Linked DNA regions of Homo sapiens: region 2 is linked to region 1. Evidence: chromatin contacts called from ENCODE Hi-C data. All regions are on one chromosome and are shown on one strand. The core of a region is the stretch at or near the end of the contact, and the rest is flanking DNA. Distances in the headings are between cores, read along the strand shown.

The links. Hi-C counts contacts between places; a loop is a spot of excess contacts on that map. Pooled maps may share reads with other maps.
Region 2: a loop to region 1 is called in a map of naive thymus-derived CD4-positive, alpha-beta T cell, with 21 times the contacts of the local background. The contact joins the promoter of MIPEP here to the promoter of POMP in region 1. A Hi-C loop is called at or near these places in 2 of 168 maps with a recorded cell type or tissue (CD8-positive, alpha-beta T cell and naive thymus-derived CD4-positive, alpha-beta T cell) and 5 of 50 pooled maps.

The regions. Positions count from the first base shown.
Region 1 is chr13:28,655,535-28,660,492 of GRCh38, forward strand. POMP (proteasome maturation protein) reads left to right here and starts at 3,596. Exons shown (of 6, transcript NM_015932.6): 1 at 3,596-3,653. The coding sequence starts at 3,651. RefSeq lists an enhancer at 3,089-3,248 and a silencer at 3,469-3,528.
Region 2 is chr13:23,887,194-23,892,151 of GRCh38, forward strand. MIPEP (mitochondrial intermediate peptidase) reads right to left here and starts at 2,207. Exons shown (of 19, transcript NM_005932.4): 1 at 1,939-2,207. The coding sequence starts at 2,127. PCOTH (prostate and testis expressed opposite C1QTNF9B and MIPEP) reads left to right here and starts at 1,675. Exons shown (of 4, transcript NR_172510.1): 1 at 1,675-1,818; 2 at 2,807-2,849; 3 at 4,192-4,338; 4 at 4,420-4,910. C1QTNF9B (C1q and TNF related 9B) reads right to left here. Exons shown (of 5, transcript NM_001007537.3): 5 at 3,906-4,868. The coding sequence ends at 4,096. RefSeq lists enhancers at 1,987-2,487, 2,547-2,606.

The DNA of each region.
Region 1 (4,958 bases), core at 2,346-4,845:
TAAACTGCTCACCAGAAGATTATGCAAATGACATCCCATTTGCCAAACCCCATCGATCTTCCCATAATCATTATCTGACATCACTGGTCATTCCCTTATCTCAACATCGTATCTTCCTTAGCTCTGAGACATTTTCAGACCTCTCTTCTCTATGCCTCTTCCAGCTTCTTAAGTTCTAAAGAGACACTCACTACATACTAGATTTCAAAATCCTGCTGAGTACCTGCCTAAAGTATGCAAGGCACTGTGCTGTGGAGACAAAGCAGCTTTTAAGAGGGGGCTAACCAAGCAGGCTGGGTAATAGGGTTTGGGTGCCCAGGGCCAAGCTTAGGCAAATAACAGAAAAGAGCAAAGTTAAGTGTAATTTTAGATCGTTAGGGAGCACTAAAATTTAGGTCAGAAGACCCAAATTCAGCTGACAAGATGAAGTACAAGAATAGTACCCAAACAGGAGACAGATGAGGTAACAAATGGGGAAAGAGCTAGGAGGAGGGAGGAGGGTTCTTGCCAGATGTGAATGAAGCTGAATTTGTCCTCAGTTTACCTAGCTATGTCACCAGACTGACTTAAGAGTAAAGTCAAAGACGACTACAAAAAGTAAAACAAAATAGGGTGCTTGTTCTCATACAATGCCTCAGCATTTTCTGTGAAATGTGCATAATGATAGTATCTACCTCACAGGATTAATTGAAACAATATATGCAAAAAACTAAACCCTGGCCTGACATGTAACAAATGTTAGCTATCATTACTAATGTTCTATCCTCTAAGCTATTTAACATAAAGCTTAAGTAAACATAATTAAATCATTCCAGCATCAAATCTAATTTACTTCTTATTTAGCATACTCAAAAGTACCCCGTATTAGTTAATACTGTAACAAACCATTTAAAATAGGACATAAACTTGAGTGTAAGACTCAAAATAAAGGGAATTTTCTCCTTGCTGAGCCACTAAAACAACTCTTCACACTGGTCACCAAAAGCCTATTTTCAGGGCTTTATGATCCCTTTTTAGCTACTTTTGAACTACTTTCTAACCTCTCAATACTTCCTTGCCCTTTTGATTCGAAGATGGCATAGCCTTTAAAGCAGGCTCCCCTTCTTCTGGCTGTCTTTTGAATTCTGGTATTTCTTAGGTTCACTCCTACTTTTTCCTTCCTTTCAAAGCCTTTCCAGTATGTGACACTACCTTAGCGTACCATTAGTGGCTTAAATGGTATCCTGGTTCCTACTTTCTCCCAATCTTAGTCTGTCCTTCATGCTGCCACCAGAATTTTTTTTTTTTAATGCCAAATGTTTGTGAAAAGACCTCCATTATCTCCTGTTGTCTATAAGAAAAAGCCCTAAACCTCAGCATACCATAGAAGGCCCTTCGTTTTGGCCCCAACCTGTCCCTCCAACCTCATCTCATTTTGCTTCACCTGCTCACCCAGAGCTCCAGCCACAGGGAAATGTTTTCCATTACTCAGATAACAACACGACTTTTCACAGATCTCTTGCCTTTACATGTTCCTCTTCCGTGAATGCTGTTTTCTCCTGCTCCCAACAACTTTCTGGTTTAGCCCCTTTCTCTATCAAGCATTTATCACACTGCATTTTATTATTTTATTATTATTATTTGAGATGGAGTCTTGCTGTGTCACCTAGGCTGGAGTGCAGTGGCGTGATCTCTGCTCACTGCAACCTCTACCTCTCAGGTTCAAGCGACTCTCGTGCCTCAGTCTCCTGAATAGCTGGGACTACAAGCATGCACCATGATGTCTGGCTAATTTTTTTTTTTGTATCTTTAGTAGAGATGGGCTTTTGCCATGTTGGCCAGGCTGGTGTCGAACTACTGACCTCAAGTGATCTGCCTGCTTCCAGCTCCCAAAGTGCTAGGATTACAGGTGTGAGCCACTGCACCCAGCCCATGCTGCATTTTAAATATCTGTTTGCATGTCTATTTCCCCAGGAAAATATATAAGCATCTCAGGTACAGGGAATTGCTCTTTTCTTCTTTATAGCTCCAGAATCTAGTACCAAGCAAATGTTCAATACATATTCATTGAACTGTGAGCAATCAGCAAATGTTAAAATGATTTTTAAGAAAAGATTCGCAGTTTTACAATTTCTCAGGTGGAATTGACGGAAAGAAAAAAAGATGCAAACGAAACACTCCAACTCAAATCTCAGGATTAAACATGGCTATTGTGAAGGACCAGAAGACACCTAAAGGACAGCATGGCAGAACACATAACATCTGGAACTTCAAAGTTGTATGACCATGGCAGTGGATATACATAACATATATGGCCTTATCATTTTCCTCTCTCAAATCCTTCGATGGCTTTTTAAAGACAAAGCCTCATCCTTAATCTTGCCTACAAAGGCTGCATAAAAAACCTGTAGCTAGGTCCCATGATGCACGCCTGTAGTTCCCATTACTCAGCCGGCTGCAGCAGGAGAATCGCTTGAGCCCAGGAGTTCAACGCAGACCTGGGCAACATAGCTAAACCCTATCATTATTTAGAACAAACAAACAAAAACAACAACAAAAACCACTTGCCTCCATCTACTTACAACCTCATCTCACAGTACTCTCCACTTTACTTTCTGAACTTTAGCCAGACTTAGGCCTTCTTTCCAGTTCCGTTTTTGCACAAGCAGATCTGCACGTAATGTTGTTTTAAATATCCTACTACCCCAAACTAGTTCGCTCTTATCTTTTAGCTGTCAGTCCAAAGATTCCCTAAGATGTCTCCATCCTGTGGCAGCAGACTATAAGGCCGTTTTATTACATTATATTTGAACAATACAGAATAGTGTAATGAGCATGGATTCTAGACTCATAAATATGTCCTTAGGCATATTTATTTAAGCCCTTCATGTCTCGGTTTCTTCACCTGTAAATTGTACTTGTAAGGTTATTGAAAAGATTAAAAGAGATAAAGGATGTAAGCACTTAGAACTGTGTTGATAACGCAATTCAAAGGGCCCAACATATGTCGGTCATGATCACATTTACTTAATTTGTAGTCACTATCGTCCCCTCTCTCCCCTCTAGCCTCCGGAGTACCCCTGCTCCTCTAGCCCAGAGGCCACACCGGCCTGGTCCTTTTTTGTATTCCTAGCCTCAGCACAGGGTTCGGAACATACCAGGCCTTCAATATTATGTTTTTTAAAAATGACAAAAGCCTTGTGTCCCAATTTTGCTTTATTAGCCGAACGATCTCAAGCAAATCACTCAAACCACCTACGCCTCGTTTACCCTTCTGTGAAATGTAATAGCTACCTCAGAGAGGTTTTGTGTTAAATAAGGCGATGTACCTACAAAAGCACACTGCACATCTTAAAATGCCGTACAAACCGTAGATGTTTATTAATAAACCGGAGTCCGTGTCTTCCCTCCCCTCAGGCACGTCTCGTCCCGACCCCTCCCTCCTCCCAGCCCACACCCTTACTGCGCCCTTGGCCCTGGGTCCCTTGGGATTGCAAGCGTGGGAGCCTCGGCCCCGCGCAGCTCCCTCCGGCGTCCCGCGCCCTCCTTCCTTCCTCGCCAGGACGGACGCACTTCCGGCGGATGTGGGGGCCAGCCCTCGGAAACGGAAGTGAGCGGCGGGGTCGACTGACGGTAACGGGGCAGAGAGGCTGTTCGCAGAGCTGCGGAAGATGGTGAGTGGGTACCCGGGCGGCTGGAGTTCCACGCGGGCTCGGGACCGTGGCTCGGCAGAAACAGGCAGTCGCCTCCCAACCCGTCCCCGGTGGCGGCGGCGGCGGCAGCGTGGGGCTGAGGCCGGCCTCAGGCGCCATAATCTGTCGAGTCACGGGGTTTGGGTGGGTCGTGACTGTCGCCGGGGCCCGGCACTAGTCCCACTAGCAGTGCTTCGGCTTCATCCTGCTCCTCTTAGCTCGGTTTGCGCCCTTCCATCCCTTAGACCCCAGCAGGCCCAGACCTCCTCCCCTTACTTGGCGCAGAAGTGGAAAAGGCAGCCGTGAAAGTGCAACGTTCTGTGGGGTGGCGCTGGCGACCCTTTCCTTGACGGGTAACCTCTGGGAGCCCAGAGCTCTCAGACTCCTCATCTCCCCCAGCCCCCGCCCTTGTAACTGCCTAGTAAACAGCCCACAACTATAGGTCGCATTTGTGTAACGCAGCTTTGCTCTACAAACTTTTTTGAGAGCTTGTAGTGTGCTAGATGTTAGAGGGGAAAAAATCAGACAGTTGCTATTCCCTGTTTGCCAGTATTGTTAGTATATCTCCTCCCTCCTTCTCCTCCCCACCACTTTCTCTTTCTTTTTAACTTAGAAGTTGTGGTATTTGAGAAGAACACTGAGTCACCATTGCCACAGACTCTGATATCGGTACTGCTGGTAGGCCATCCATCCAAATCTAGAAAGTTTCTATTGGTAAATACTGCTAATCGTTATCTAAAAAGTTTTTTAGGCACTCTCAAATGTAACTAGTAGTTAGGTTTTCGTAGATTTGCCTTTCTCGGCTCCTTCCTTTATTAGAAACAGCAAGTACTAATCTTGATATTTTACAGAAGGAAATTGGGAAAAATGACAATAACAGAATCCAGAAGTCAGAATTCACCTTTTCTTTGTGCGTTGAAACCTTGTTACTTTACAATAAAGCAGTCCAGAAGGAGGAGAATGTTCATATAGGGAAGTAATAGAAGATACATTTGGAAAGCAACAATCACACATCTCTGCTGAAGGTCCCCAACTTCTGGTGGTTCAACAATCTTCTGACTTTATGATGGTGTGAAATCCATACACAGTCAGTAGAGGCCATATTTGAGTACCAATACAGCCATTCTGTTTTTCACTTTCAGTACAGTATTCAATAAATTACATGAGATACCCAGTACTTTTTAATAAAGTAGGCTTTGTATTAGATGATTTTGGCCGACTGTAGGCTAGTGTAAGTGTTCTGAGCACATTTAAGGTAGGCTAGGCTAAGGCCTGATGTTTAGTAGG
Region 2 (4,958 bases), core at 957-3,456, 4.8 Mb before region 1:
GACATTTCAATATCTTGATAAAAACAAAAATCACTGATCTAATGGTAATGACCATTCTCTTGTTACCTATTCAATCACACTTGTTAGCACACTCAGGAAGGCAGGGGGAAAAAGCATTTAATATGCACCTACTGCATACCATGAAGTGTGCCTGCTACTTTACATAGGTTCTCATTTAAATCACACAATCCTACAGAACAGAGTATCATTCTTTTACAGATCAGGCCACATGCTTTAAGACGTTAGAAAAAACTTGTTTGAGGTCACAAATTAATATTGGGAAAGACAGAACTCGAACCCGCTCTGTACATCTGTAAAGCCCACACTTTTCCATACTTCTCTATTACAATTTATCTGTTTGAAAGTCTTCTCTCCTGAAAAGGTGAGCTTCCAGACCCAAGAGCCCTGCCCTTCATTTCTTTAACCAGCTATCCAATAGAATGTCTAACACATGGGGGAACTCAATGAAAGAAACAAGTGACCGGAGCAGATGCTAGGCTTTGTTAATTCACTTTGTAGGTGCTTAACGCATAGATTTTCAGAAATACGAACAGGTAAACCTTCAGGCCTGACAAGCCCTACTGTTTCTACAAGAAGGGATGGATGAAGTTAAGCTAGTAATCTCTCTTCAAAATATATTACAAGATAAAAAATAAAATAAAAGAAAGTCAGTGGGAGACAAAGGAAAATCAGGACCAAAAACAAATGTCATCTTTATACTGATTTAATTTGATTCAAGCACAGACTACTTCCACTTCCCAGTACAACCTGCCCATATTGCTCTCGGGAATTCTAACTATCGGATTACCAGTGACCATAATGCTAAAAAACTGAATAAGGCTTTTTTTTTTTCAAGGCAAAAATCAATTCTAAAATTTGAAAATCTGCTATCAGTGCCGAATATCATGATACAAAAAGGGAAAAATAAAAGCTAAAATTAGTTATATCTCATCCACCCAAAATCAGGCTTCCCCTCACGTCTTTCTGCTCAGCGCCTACAAGTAGGTCTCTTCACACCAACTATGTTAATACCAACACTACATACCCTTAAGGAAGGTGGTGTAGCAAATTTCACACAAAATAATTTTTAAATAGACAAAACTGATAATGGAGATAAAACAAGAATCACACACTTTAGCTCAGTGCAACAATACCCTAGACTTGTCTTTATAAGGCAATACAGTATAACGAAATTTTAAAAGGCAAAAATAAAAGTAATCCTTAACCTAAAACGGACAAAATGTACAAACTCCAAGTAGAACAGGCATCAGGTAAGTCCTTTCCAACCTTGCCTTCCTCTCACCTTTCACTAGACAACGCAGGCTAGTGACTTCCTGGGGTAAGAAATCAAAGTGACCAATTCCATGGCACTATGGGAAGTGAGACTCGTCTCAACAGAGTTTTGTGTTTTAAAACAAGAAAGCCCAAAGCTTTGAAATAAATTAATTAATAGATGATGGAATTTCAGGTATTAATGAAATTACCATTACTCGACTGCAGGCAGCCGTGTCCTTGCAAAAAGACCATGTGATGCCGCCTGTGAACGCACAGGGATAGGCCTCTTAAGGCAGGACTGTAGCGCTGGAGCTAAAGGGCTTTAGCAGGGGTGCGCCTGAGTGTATGCAGAGGGCGGGTCCTGGCAGGACGAATTCACCGCCACTGCCAGAACGAACTATTCAGATTCACGTGGAGCAAGGGGCTCATGCAGAAGCAGTTCCCGGACCCGACACTCTGGGTAGGAGACCACTAAACCCGGCCCCTCAAAGCAGAGGTGACCTTGCCCTCATCGAGAGCGCACACAAGACGCCACTGTAAAAGGTGGGTTCGCTGCTCGCCTCCTCCCAGGCCCAAACAATCTCGCCCTGATTGTTGCTGGCCGCGCGGAGCAGGGGTCGGCTTAGCTCGGGGACTGAGGGGAGCTCCTCCTGCGCCGCTCACCCGGCGCTCGCCGAACAGGTCCAAGCGGCTGCCCTGGGGCTTGACATTGAAGGCGGCGCCCACGGGAGACCAGCTGGTGCTGACCCTTCGGGCCCGGATCCCGGCTTCGAGGCTTCCCCGGCCCGCCCGGCGGGGCGGCAGAGCTGCTGCTCTGGCTCCCAAGCCGCCCAGCCTTCCGACGCACAGCATTCTAGCACCAGAGCAGTCCCTTCCTCCAACGCAGATCCCTGCCCTGCTGCTTTCGCTGGGAGCGCGCGCTCCGCGTTTCCAAGGCAGCAGCCCACGCCGCCCCACGTGACGGCCCCGCTTCCGGGTCTGGGCGCGGCCTCAGGACGTGGGCACGTTGTCGTCCAGAGAGCAAGAGCGTCGCTCCCCCTCGCCTTCTCGGCCGCCCTCCCGGTTTACCGCCCCCTGTGTCCAGAGTAAGAAAAGGCTAGGGTTGCGCTTCCCTCCCAAGTTGACTAGGGGTGGGCGCGAGTAAAATCATGACATATTCGAATTCCAGTGGACATTAGATATTCTTTGAGAGACGGCAGGTACTTGAGTAAACAAGAAATGCCCACCATAGGCCTGAAGGAGAAGTTTCCCTTTTAACCTACTCTCTTGGTAAATTTATCCTGCACTTCTCTGTTTGGTGTCTCTGTCCGGTAACTTTTTACTCTTGCATAGCTCAGTTAAAAATTTTAGATGGGAAATAGTGAAAGAAGTCTAATGGGATTTTCCCTCCAGGGTTTCAGAATTGCCTGGGACCCGTGAACCCTTTTTTCCTTCCCCTTTCTCTCTTTTGGAATGGATTGTCTACCCTATGCCTGTCTCCCCCTCCAACCCCCGGTCTTTTAGAAGTGGATTAACTCGTCTCGCTTCACAGGATCACAGATGGAGAGACATTTTGCCACACGATGAATCACACAGTAAGTCTCCTCTGTAGCTTATTTAAATGATGTAGATGGTGAGAGGAGTTGATGCGGAAAGTGTTAAGACTTTTGGTAATGTTGACATGGTGCGAAAATGTATTTTGCACATGAGAAGGAAATCAATTTTGGGAACCAGAGGGCAGATTGGGTTGAACTGTGTCTCCCAAAATAGATGCTGAAGTCCTAACCCTCGGTGCCTGTACATGTGACCTTATTTGAAAATATGGAGTTTGCAATTATGATTAAGATGGGTCATACTAGATTAGGGAAGCTGTTCTTGTAAGAAGAGGAAAATTTGGCTGATACAGGAGGAGGACAGCCACCTGAAGATGGAGGCGGGGACTGGAGTGATGCTGCCACCAGCTGCCAGAAGCTGGAAGCAGCAAGGCTGCATCCTCCTGTATCCCCTTTGGAGGGAGGATGGCCCTGCTGCTACGGTGATCTCAAACTTCCAGCCTACAGAACTGTGAGAAAGTCCGTTTCTGTTGTTTAAAGACTCCCAGTTTGTGTACTTTATTAGGGCGATCCTAGAAAACAAGTAGAGATTCATGTCTGGCAAATAATGATCAAACAATGATTTGTTGGATAGAATGGTGATTAAAACCTAGGTTAGAAAATGAGCAAAATGGGAGGGAAAGCACCAGGACAAATAGCTAATGCATGCAGGGCTTAATACCTGCATAGGTGATGGGTTGACAGATGCAGCAAACCACCACAGCACATTTTTATGTAACAAACCTGCACGTTCTGCATATGTATTCCAGAACTTAAAAATACATTTTTTAAAAAAAGACAAAATGAGCAGTGTCTACAGCTTTCTGGAGTGTGACAGCATCACCAGCTTAAAGCTGTTACTAGTACTAAATGGAATAAACATTTCCCTCTAATTTCCCCTTAATGTCCTCAGAAACACAGATGAGGGATACATCTTCATATGACTCCTCAGAGCACTAAAATGATATCAAAACACTCTTCCCACAAGAAATGCACAGACAAAGGATTCTTCAGATAATAGGAATAAGAAATGTGAAATAAATTAGAATAAACCATGCAGCTATTTTAAATATTTACTCCTGGAAAAATAGTAAGTTACATAGAATCAGTTTTGGGAATAACTTTTCCGTTTTCACCTTTTTATGATTATTGTAATAATTGGAGGAATTAATAAAGTAAAACCATCTGAATAAGTTCATCCCAAGCTGATTCTGATGGATGGTCTGGCAGATTTATAAACTCTCCTCTGTCACTGGCTGCTGAACAGAAGGAACCCTGTGAAAGTTGTGTCATCGTCCTCATCAGCAAACAAGCCATTGAACCTCTCTCCTCCTGTCACCTGCAGCCACATCTCATCCCCGAGCTTCAGCTGCAGGACAATGCTGCCAGAGGCCTGGTCCTCAGAGCTCACGTAAGCATCTCTGGTGTGCAGTATTTTTACTCCGTTTTTGACCAAAGACACCTGAACATTCCTGGAGAAAACAGTGATGTGGTAGGTGAAGTAATAGACCCCAGCAATGTGGCACGTGAATTTCCCCACTGCTGTATCATAATGGTTGAATTCATTATACAGGATCTTATCAAATTTAATGGGCACATCTGAAGAAGGAAACTTGCTCAGCACCGTGAGCCCCACAGTGAAAGCACTTTTTGGCAAGACTAGAGTCTCACCGATTTTCCCTTTCTCTCCTCGATCTCCTTTCCAGCCTCTTATTCCCCGGACTCCTGGCTCACCCTGGGGCCCCGTGGGTCCAGCTTCTCCCTTGGGACCAGGCTTTCCAATAGGGCCCATGGGGCCCGGTAAACCAGTTGGGCCCAAAGGCCCAATGTTGCCCCTTGGCCCCTCAGGACCAGTGGGACCCACGTCACCCTTATTCCCCTTCTGCCCCTGAGGCCCAGTCTCTCCTCGGAGGCCTTTCTCTCCCATGGGCCCTGCAAGCCCCTTGGGGCCATGTTTTCCTGGGGATCCTCTTGAGCCTTGATCACCTTTGATGCCTTTTGCTTCAACTTTTCCATCTGCTCCTAAATAGAGAAAGAGCAAATAAAGAGATAGTTTGTGAAAGATTCCCTTGTGAACAACTTTGGTTTTTCTATAATTGAGCTCACAAATGA